Linked DNA regions of Homo sapiens: region 1 is linked to region 2. A link is a contact called in ENCODE Hi-C data. All regions are on one chromosome and are shown on one strand. Each heading gives the region's core, a stretch centred on a gene start or an enhancer-like site at or near the end of the contact. The rest is flanking DNA. Distances are from core to core; before and after follow the strand shown.

What was found. A loop is a pair of places that touch in the nucleus more often than their neighbours do. Pooled maps may share reads with other maps.
Region 1: a loop to region 2 is called in a pooled map, with 2.7 times the contacts of the local background. The contact joins the promoter of ANKRD2 here to the promoter of MARVELD1 in region 2. A Hi-C loop is called at or near these places in 2 of 168 maps with a recorded cell type or tissue (body of pancreas and pancreas) and 6 of 50 pooled maps.

What each region holds. Positions count from the first base shown.
Region 1 is chr10:97,570,760-97,574,190 of GRCh38, forward strand. It overlaps ANKRD2 (ankyrin repeat domain 2), which reads left to right and starts at 2,020. Exons shown (of 9, transcript NM_001346793.2): 1 at 2,020-2,116. The coding sequence starts at 2,030. It overlaps UBTD1 (ubiquitin domain containing 1), which reads left to right. Exons shown (of 3, transcript NM_024954.5): 3 at 1-447.
Region 2 is chr10:97,712,418-97,715,776 of GRCh38, forward strand. It overlaps MARVELD1 (MARVEL domain containing 1), which reads left to right and starts at 1,313. Exons shown (of 2, transcript NM_031484.4): 1 at 1,313-3,359. The coding sequence starts at 1,460. The coding sequence ends at 1,981. RefSeq lists an enhancer at 1,625-1,674 and a silencer at 1,985-2,204.

The DNA of each region.
Region 1 (3,431 bases), core at 770-3,269, 140 kb before region 2:
CACCCTGCCTGTCTCCCGAAGCAGGTTCGAGCCACAAGGGCCAACCAGGAGGCCCCTGGAGCCCAGATCTGTCATCTGGTGCTGCCAGCTGTGCTCACTCTGGTTTTCTGCTCAGGGTCTGAAGCAGCTGCTGTCTCCCTCCTCTGCCCCCATCCCCTGGCTCTCCCCTGGGCACAGTGCCACTCCCTTGGAAGGGAGGGAACCACCCGTGAGCCCCAGGGCTTGGGAAGCCTGAGGCGGGCCTCTGCCTCTCCCTGCCCCCAGCACAATTGGCAGAGATGAGGCGGGTGGTGGACAGCTGGGCTGTCGTGGCAGGGTCTGCACAGGGCCATGTCCTGGCTGTAACCCAGGCAGTGGGAGGTCTGCAGCCTGGTCATGGCCTCCACAGCAGGTCCCTGTGGACAGACATATCTGCATATTTATCAATAAAGCCTTTTGCTCCTTCTCGCTTGCCTGGCATTTGACTGAATTCTCCTGCAGCTCTGTGGGGCCCCTGGAGCTGTTCTGGTATGGGAACAGGTGGATGCCTGGCCTCCCCAGCTGCTCTGGGCATGCAATCTCCAGCAGAGTGAGCCTGGAACTGCCAGTCTTCTGGGCCCTGATCCCAGCTCCCCTGGTGTCCTCATGAGTCCTCAGGAAAAGCCACTCTTTGCTTTTCTTTAAAGCAGAGCCATGCTGCCTGCCCTGCCTCCTCCATCAGTTGCTGGGAGGATTAAGCAGGAAGACAGATGTGAAAGTGCTTGCAAGGCGAAGACAGCACCTCAGGAAGGTGGTCTGCTCCTGCAGCAAGAGGGGCTAACTTCCGGCCCTGGAGACGCTGTAGCCATCGTGATGTTAAAGCAAAATCTCTGACAGATTTAGATCGTGTGTCAGAGGTTTGTGTCAGCTTCCCAGCAAGGGAACCAGAAAGGAAAAGGAACCGGTTCCTCATGCTTCCTAGGGGAATGCATGCATATCTGAAGAGAAGGGAATCTTATATAAGGCTGTTTAGCTAAGGGCAGCCACCAGCCAGGTGAGCCTTACAGAAGCACAGGGCTGGGTGTCTGCAGTTCCCTAGCAGATTAACCTGGGTCACAGTGACTCAGAGCTCCAGCATGCGAGTTCCAGGTGTGGAACTGAGCAAGTACAGATCTGCTTTTGCTCCACTTGGGAGTATTTTTCCTTCTTAGTGAGCATGGGCAGCCTCCTGGCCAGGGAAGTCTGGCACTGTCTGGGCCTGACAGGGAAACCCTGGGAGGGTAGAAGGATCCAGAGTAGCTGCTGTTCCTCGCTAGCTGGGCTTAGTGCTTTCCGGAGACCCCTTTCTTGAAGCAAGACTCTGTAAGCCCTGCAGAGGTCCCCTGAGCACTTACCAAGAGAGGAGACAGATTGGATAAGGTTTGTTCATGACTAAAAGTCACCCAGCCAAATGCAGTGATGCTTAACGGGGAAGCATGTGGGACCCCGGAGAGCCGAAGGCCAGCGTGAGCTGTGATCAGAGAGGGAGACAGCTGCCCTTCCTGCTACCACGGCCCTGGCCTGGACAAGTAGAGTGTGACCCTCCTCACAGCCAGCAGGGCCTGTCTGCAGGACAGCCTGGGAGTACAGAACTGTCCTGGGTCCCCCGTTTGGTTTTCAGGCCCTCTTCCTGGAGCTGGCTGAGCAGGGTTTCCAGGCATCCAGCAGGTGGCACTGTCATCTGGGCTGGAGCATGCAGCCAGCAGTTCCCTTTTGCAACTCAGTTGCCTTGGCTAAGGCCCAACCAGTCCCAAGTGCTCAGGACAGAGGCTGGACGGGCTCCTTCCTGCACCCCTGCTCTTGGGACACAGTGCCCTCCGGCTCTAATAGGCCAGGAGTTGGGGGGGCAACTGGCTCTGCTCCCTGGCCCTGGCTCCCCCTGCTCCCTGGGGCTGCCCGAGGTGAAGGTGACAGGTGGGGGAGGCAGGTGGAGAATTGGGCCAGTGAGCTCATGGCAAAGGCGCCCAGCTGGGCAGGGGTGGGTGCTCTGGCCTATAAAGCCCCCGAGGCCCTGTGGCCTGCAGAGGCGGTTATGGACGGCACCATGGAGGACTCCGAGGCGGTGCAGAGGGCCACAGCGCTCATCGAGCAGCGGCTGGCACAGGAGGAGGAGAATGAGGTGCGAGCAGGGGTGGAGGTGCCCAAGGGGGTCTGAGGAGATCCAGTTCTGCTGTCAAGGGGAGGGAGATCCTGTCTGCTACACCTGTGGTGGGGAGGGGGGCAGATGTCCCCAGGGGCCCAGTTGGGCCTCATTCCTGTCCCAGGGTATTACTGGCAGGGGGTATTGCTGGCAGCAGAAGACTGAGGCTTCAGCCTTCAAAATTAAGTCAGTGAGATGGGGAGCTGGGCTGGGCTTCCTAAGACTGCTCACCCTCCTGGGCCTTGAGAGACAGTGGGCTGTACAAAGCAGACAGCTGGGTGCTGCCTGGGACTTTCAGGAATGTGTGGCCCTGTGATGCCCCAGTGACTGAGTGGGAGGCTGGGGCAGGGGAAACTCCAGTATTTGGCCAGTGAAGAAGAGAGTGAGGAAGGGATGCTGGGAAATGAAGCATGGATTTTGCCAGCCTGCTGGCCACCCTTGGGGAGTCCTTTGGCGTGTGGTGTTCTGGGCAATTGCATTTTCTCTGGGATAAGGAAGTGGAGCGGTGGCAGGGGGTGCTGGCTTGTCCTATTCTGCATTTTTTTTTTTGAGACGGGGTCTCCCTCTGTTGCCCAGGCTGGAGTGCAATGCATGATCTTGACTCACTGCAACCTCCGCCTCCTGGGTTCAAGCGATTCTCCTGCCTCAGCCTCCCGAGTAGCTGGGATTACAGGCATGCACCACCATGCCTGGCTAATTTTTGTATTTTTAGTAGAGATGGGGTTTCACTCTGTTGGTCAGGCTGGTCTCAAACTCCTGGCCTCAGATGATCCACCCACCTTGGCCTCCCAAAGTACTGGGATTACAGGTATGAGCCACCATGCCCGGCCCCTACTCTTCACTTTATTTAAACTAATACTTCATCTAGTGTTGGCTCTGCCAAGAGCCCAGAGCTGTAGAAATGGGTGGACCAATAAGGGTCAGACCCTGCCTTCTTTTTACCAACCCAGGATTCATTTTAGCCCATTTGTTGGTTTCATAGTCAACTAAGAAACAAGGCAAAGGGAAGAAATGACTAAATAGAGGTGTGAATCAGAAGTGGAGGAACACAAGGGGCTCATGAATTGTTCTGAGGGCCTTCAAGGACTCCTCTGTGGACAGGGCCAGGTGCAGTGGCTCAAGCCTGTAATCCCAGCATTTTGAGATCTGAGATCCGAGGTGGGCAGATCACTTGAAGTCAAGAGTTCGAGACTCACCTGGCCAACATGGTGAAATCCTGTCTCTACTAAAAATACAATTAGCCAGGAATGGTGTCAGGCACCTGTAATCCCAGCTACTCAGGAGGCTGAGGCAG
Region 2 (3,359 bases), core at 63-2,562:
CAGTGTAACAAACATCAGGTCTGTCTTTTAGAAAGATGTCATGACCTGGCTTGGTGGTTCACGCCTGTAATCCCAGCACTTTGGGAGCCAAGGGGGACAGATCACTTGAGGTCAGGAGCTCGAGACCAGCCTGGCCAACATGGCAAAGCCCTGTCTCTACTAAAAAAAATACAAAAATTAGCTGGGTGTGGTGGCACTCGCGACTGTAGTCCCAGCTACTTGGGAGACCGAGGCAGGAGAATCACTTGAGGCCGGGAGGCGGAGGTTGCAGTGAGCAGAGATTGCTCCACTGCCCTCCAACCTGGACGACAGAACAGTACTCTACCCCACCGCCCCCCACCCCCCCCCCCACAAAAAAAAGGAAAAAGAAAAAAGAAAGATGCCATGGGCACAAAGGTTGAGCATGAAGGAGAGAAGAGAGACTGGTGGTAGTTACCAGCTTCCTGGTCTGAACCCAGGTAGGCTTCATTCCTCCTCAGCAAAATGAGGGGAGTTGCGTGTATCTCTGTGGTTGTTTTGAGGGTTAAATGAGAACTCAGGTAAAGCGGTGGCACGGAATAATAATAATGTAAAGCATCGTTAGCCTCCATCACAGGCAGTTCGGCCTAGTAGTTAAGTCCGTGGGCTTTGCTTCCTCTTGGCCCTGGGTTTGTGTCCCAGCCATGTTAGGTAGCGTATTTTGAATGTGGGCAAGACAGAAGGATGGCAAGGAAGGGTTGGATAAAAGAGGGTGTGGACAATAAGCTTGTGCCGAGTGGAACGAGTGGCGGTGCCTCTGGTGGGTGATGGACTCTTACTCCGACATGGGTAACTCGGACAGCTTTGGACAGGACGAGGCGGGCCCTGGCAGGAGACTGCGGATGTCCAGGTGACAGTGGATGCCAGTTCAAAACCAGCACTGCTCTCCTCCCGCGCCCAGGAAGAGCCCAGAGGCCCGGGGTGGGCGCTATGGCAGGAAAGAGGGAAAAGGAGGAGGCAGGGCGGGCAGGGGCGGCCCCAGATGTGGCAAACTTGGCGCAGCAGCGCACGGGCGGACAGGGCGGAAGGCCCGCGTCGGGCTGGGAGATGCGCCCTGCCCTGGCCCGAGGACGAAGGAATCCGAGCTGGGGGCCTGGCGCAGAGGGGAAAGGGGGGCGCCAGGGTGGTGAGCGAGATGGAAAGAGAGATGGCAGGAAGCCGGGAGGAGCGCGCGGGGGAGGAGACAGCCGAGGGGAAGGGGAAGGGAAAGGGGCGGGTGGGAAGGGTGGAGAGCTGGAGACAGAAGGCGAGGAGGGCCGAGGGGAGGAGAGAGGAGAGGAAGGGTGGGGAAAGGAGGAGAGGAAGAGAGGACTAAGAGGGGAGCAAGGCGAGGAGGCCGCGGCGGGCGCAGCGGGCACCTGGGCCGTGCTGCCCCCGCGAGCAAGGCGCCGCCATTCCGCTGCTCGGGGCGCCGCCGCCGCCGCCACCGCGCCCAGGGGCCATGCTCCCGCCGCCCCCGCGCCAGCCGCCGCCCCAGGCGCGTGCGGCCCGCGGCGCGGTGCGCCTGCAGCGGCCCTTCCTGCGCAGCCCGCTGGGCGTGTTGCGGCTGCTGCAGCTGCTGGCCGGCGCTGCCTTCTGGATCACTATCGCCACCAGCAAGTACCAGGGCCCCGTGCACTTCGCGCTCTTCGTGTCCGTGCTCTTCTGGCTGCTCACCCTGGGCCTCTACTTCCTCACGCTGCTGGGCAAGCACGAGCTGGTCCCCGTGCTGGGCTCGCGCTGGCTCATGGTCAACGTGGCGCACGATGTGCTGGCGGCCGCGCTCTACGGCGCCGCCACCGGCATCATGAGCGACCAGATGCAGCGCCACAGCTACTGCAACCTCAAGGATTACCCGCTCCCCTGCGCCTACCACGCCTTCCTGGCGGCCGCCGTCTGCGGCGGCGTCTGCCACGGCCTCTACCTGCTTTCGGCGCTCTATGGCTGCGGGCGTCGCTGCCAGGGCAAGCAGGAGGTGGCGTGAGGCCGCCCGCGCCCGCCGCGGCCCCGATCGGGGCGGGGGAATCCCCGGAGACCAGCCTCCTTAATCCCTTCCCCCGCCGCCGCCCCGCGCGGGTGCGCCCTGGCACCCTCTCCCTGCCCTCCAGCGTTTCCACTGTCGCCCGCGCCCGGGAACCCTGACGCTCAGCTCCCGCCCGACGGCAGCGCCGCCGCCGCCCAGAATCCCAGCCCAGAATCCCGACCGCCGCGCCGGACGCGCCGTCTCCCGGGACAAGCGCAGGCTGCGATCCGAGGGGCTGACACACACTCGCAGACGAGCCGCCCCGAGGCGAAACCTCGCGGTTCCTCTTCCCTTCCCTGCTGAGACTAAGACGTGGACAGGGGCCGCGCAGATCCGGGGGAGGCTCCCAAATTGGAACCAGGCTTCTGGCTGCCCCCTTCCCTCCCGCCCCGTGGTCGGAAGAGCACTCCCTTCCCTGGCCCCTCATCCAGCCTCCGGTGCTGTAAAACGCAGGCGCTGGGCCGCGGGCGGAGCTGAGGACAGGCCTTGGCTGGTCCCAGGATGAGCGACGAGTTTGGTTTTAGCTGGGGATTGTGCTGGCATCCTGCGAAGCTCCTCCCAGCCGGTCTCTCTGTGCTCGGTTGTCTTGGGGTGGGGCCCATCCGCCGAGGTGGGGACCGATAGGAGAAGCCGGTGGGTTGTACCCTTACACTTGTGGAGTCTCCTCTTGCCTCTACCTACTCCGCCTTTGTCCTTAAGGTTTTTGCAGGCCAGTGCCAAACACACACTAACTGTCCTGGCCTCTCCGTGACACAAGTCTCTTCCCAGCCTTCCTCACAGGCTTCTGCCGCCCCCCTCATCTCCACCCTCCCCCATATCTGTTTGCATTAGGAGTTCCACGACCATGGTGGAATGTTAAGGTGAACCCCACCCCTTCTTACAGATGGGGACCCAGAGCCTGCTCTTGGGAACAGCCAGAGTAAGATTGGAACCCAGACTTGCAGTCCAGCGCTGTTTGCATTAAAAGGGTGGGTGAGTCAGGACCCCTGGCTCAGGAGCCGCCTCTCCTAAAAGAGGGTTTCAAGGCCAAATGGGTTTGTCAACGGTGCTGTCTCCCTTTCTTGGAGATGCTCATTAGCTTATCAAAGACTGAGAAGTCCCGCTGTTACAGAAATAATTTAGTTTGCTGTATTAACTGCTCCTGGGCCTGGAGCAGTATTCCCACCTTAAGATTCCCAGCATCCCTGTGCTGTCCCGGCTCTCATTCATGCCGAAGGGCCCAACCCATTGGCTGTGTTCTGTTTGAAGATTTGGGGGGCGCCTTCTCTTTCTTCCCCAGGGAATTCTCTAGCAGAGGGAGGGGACCCACCCCAGTGAGGAAGTAGATTGCTGCCTCTAG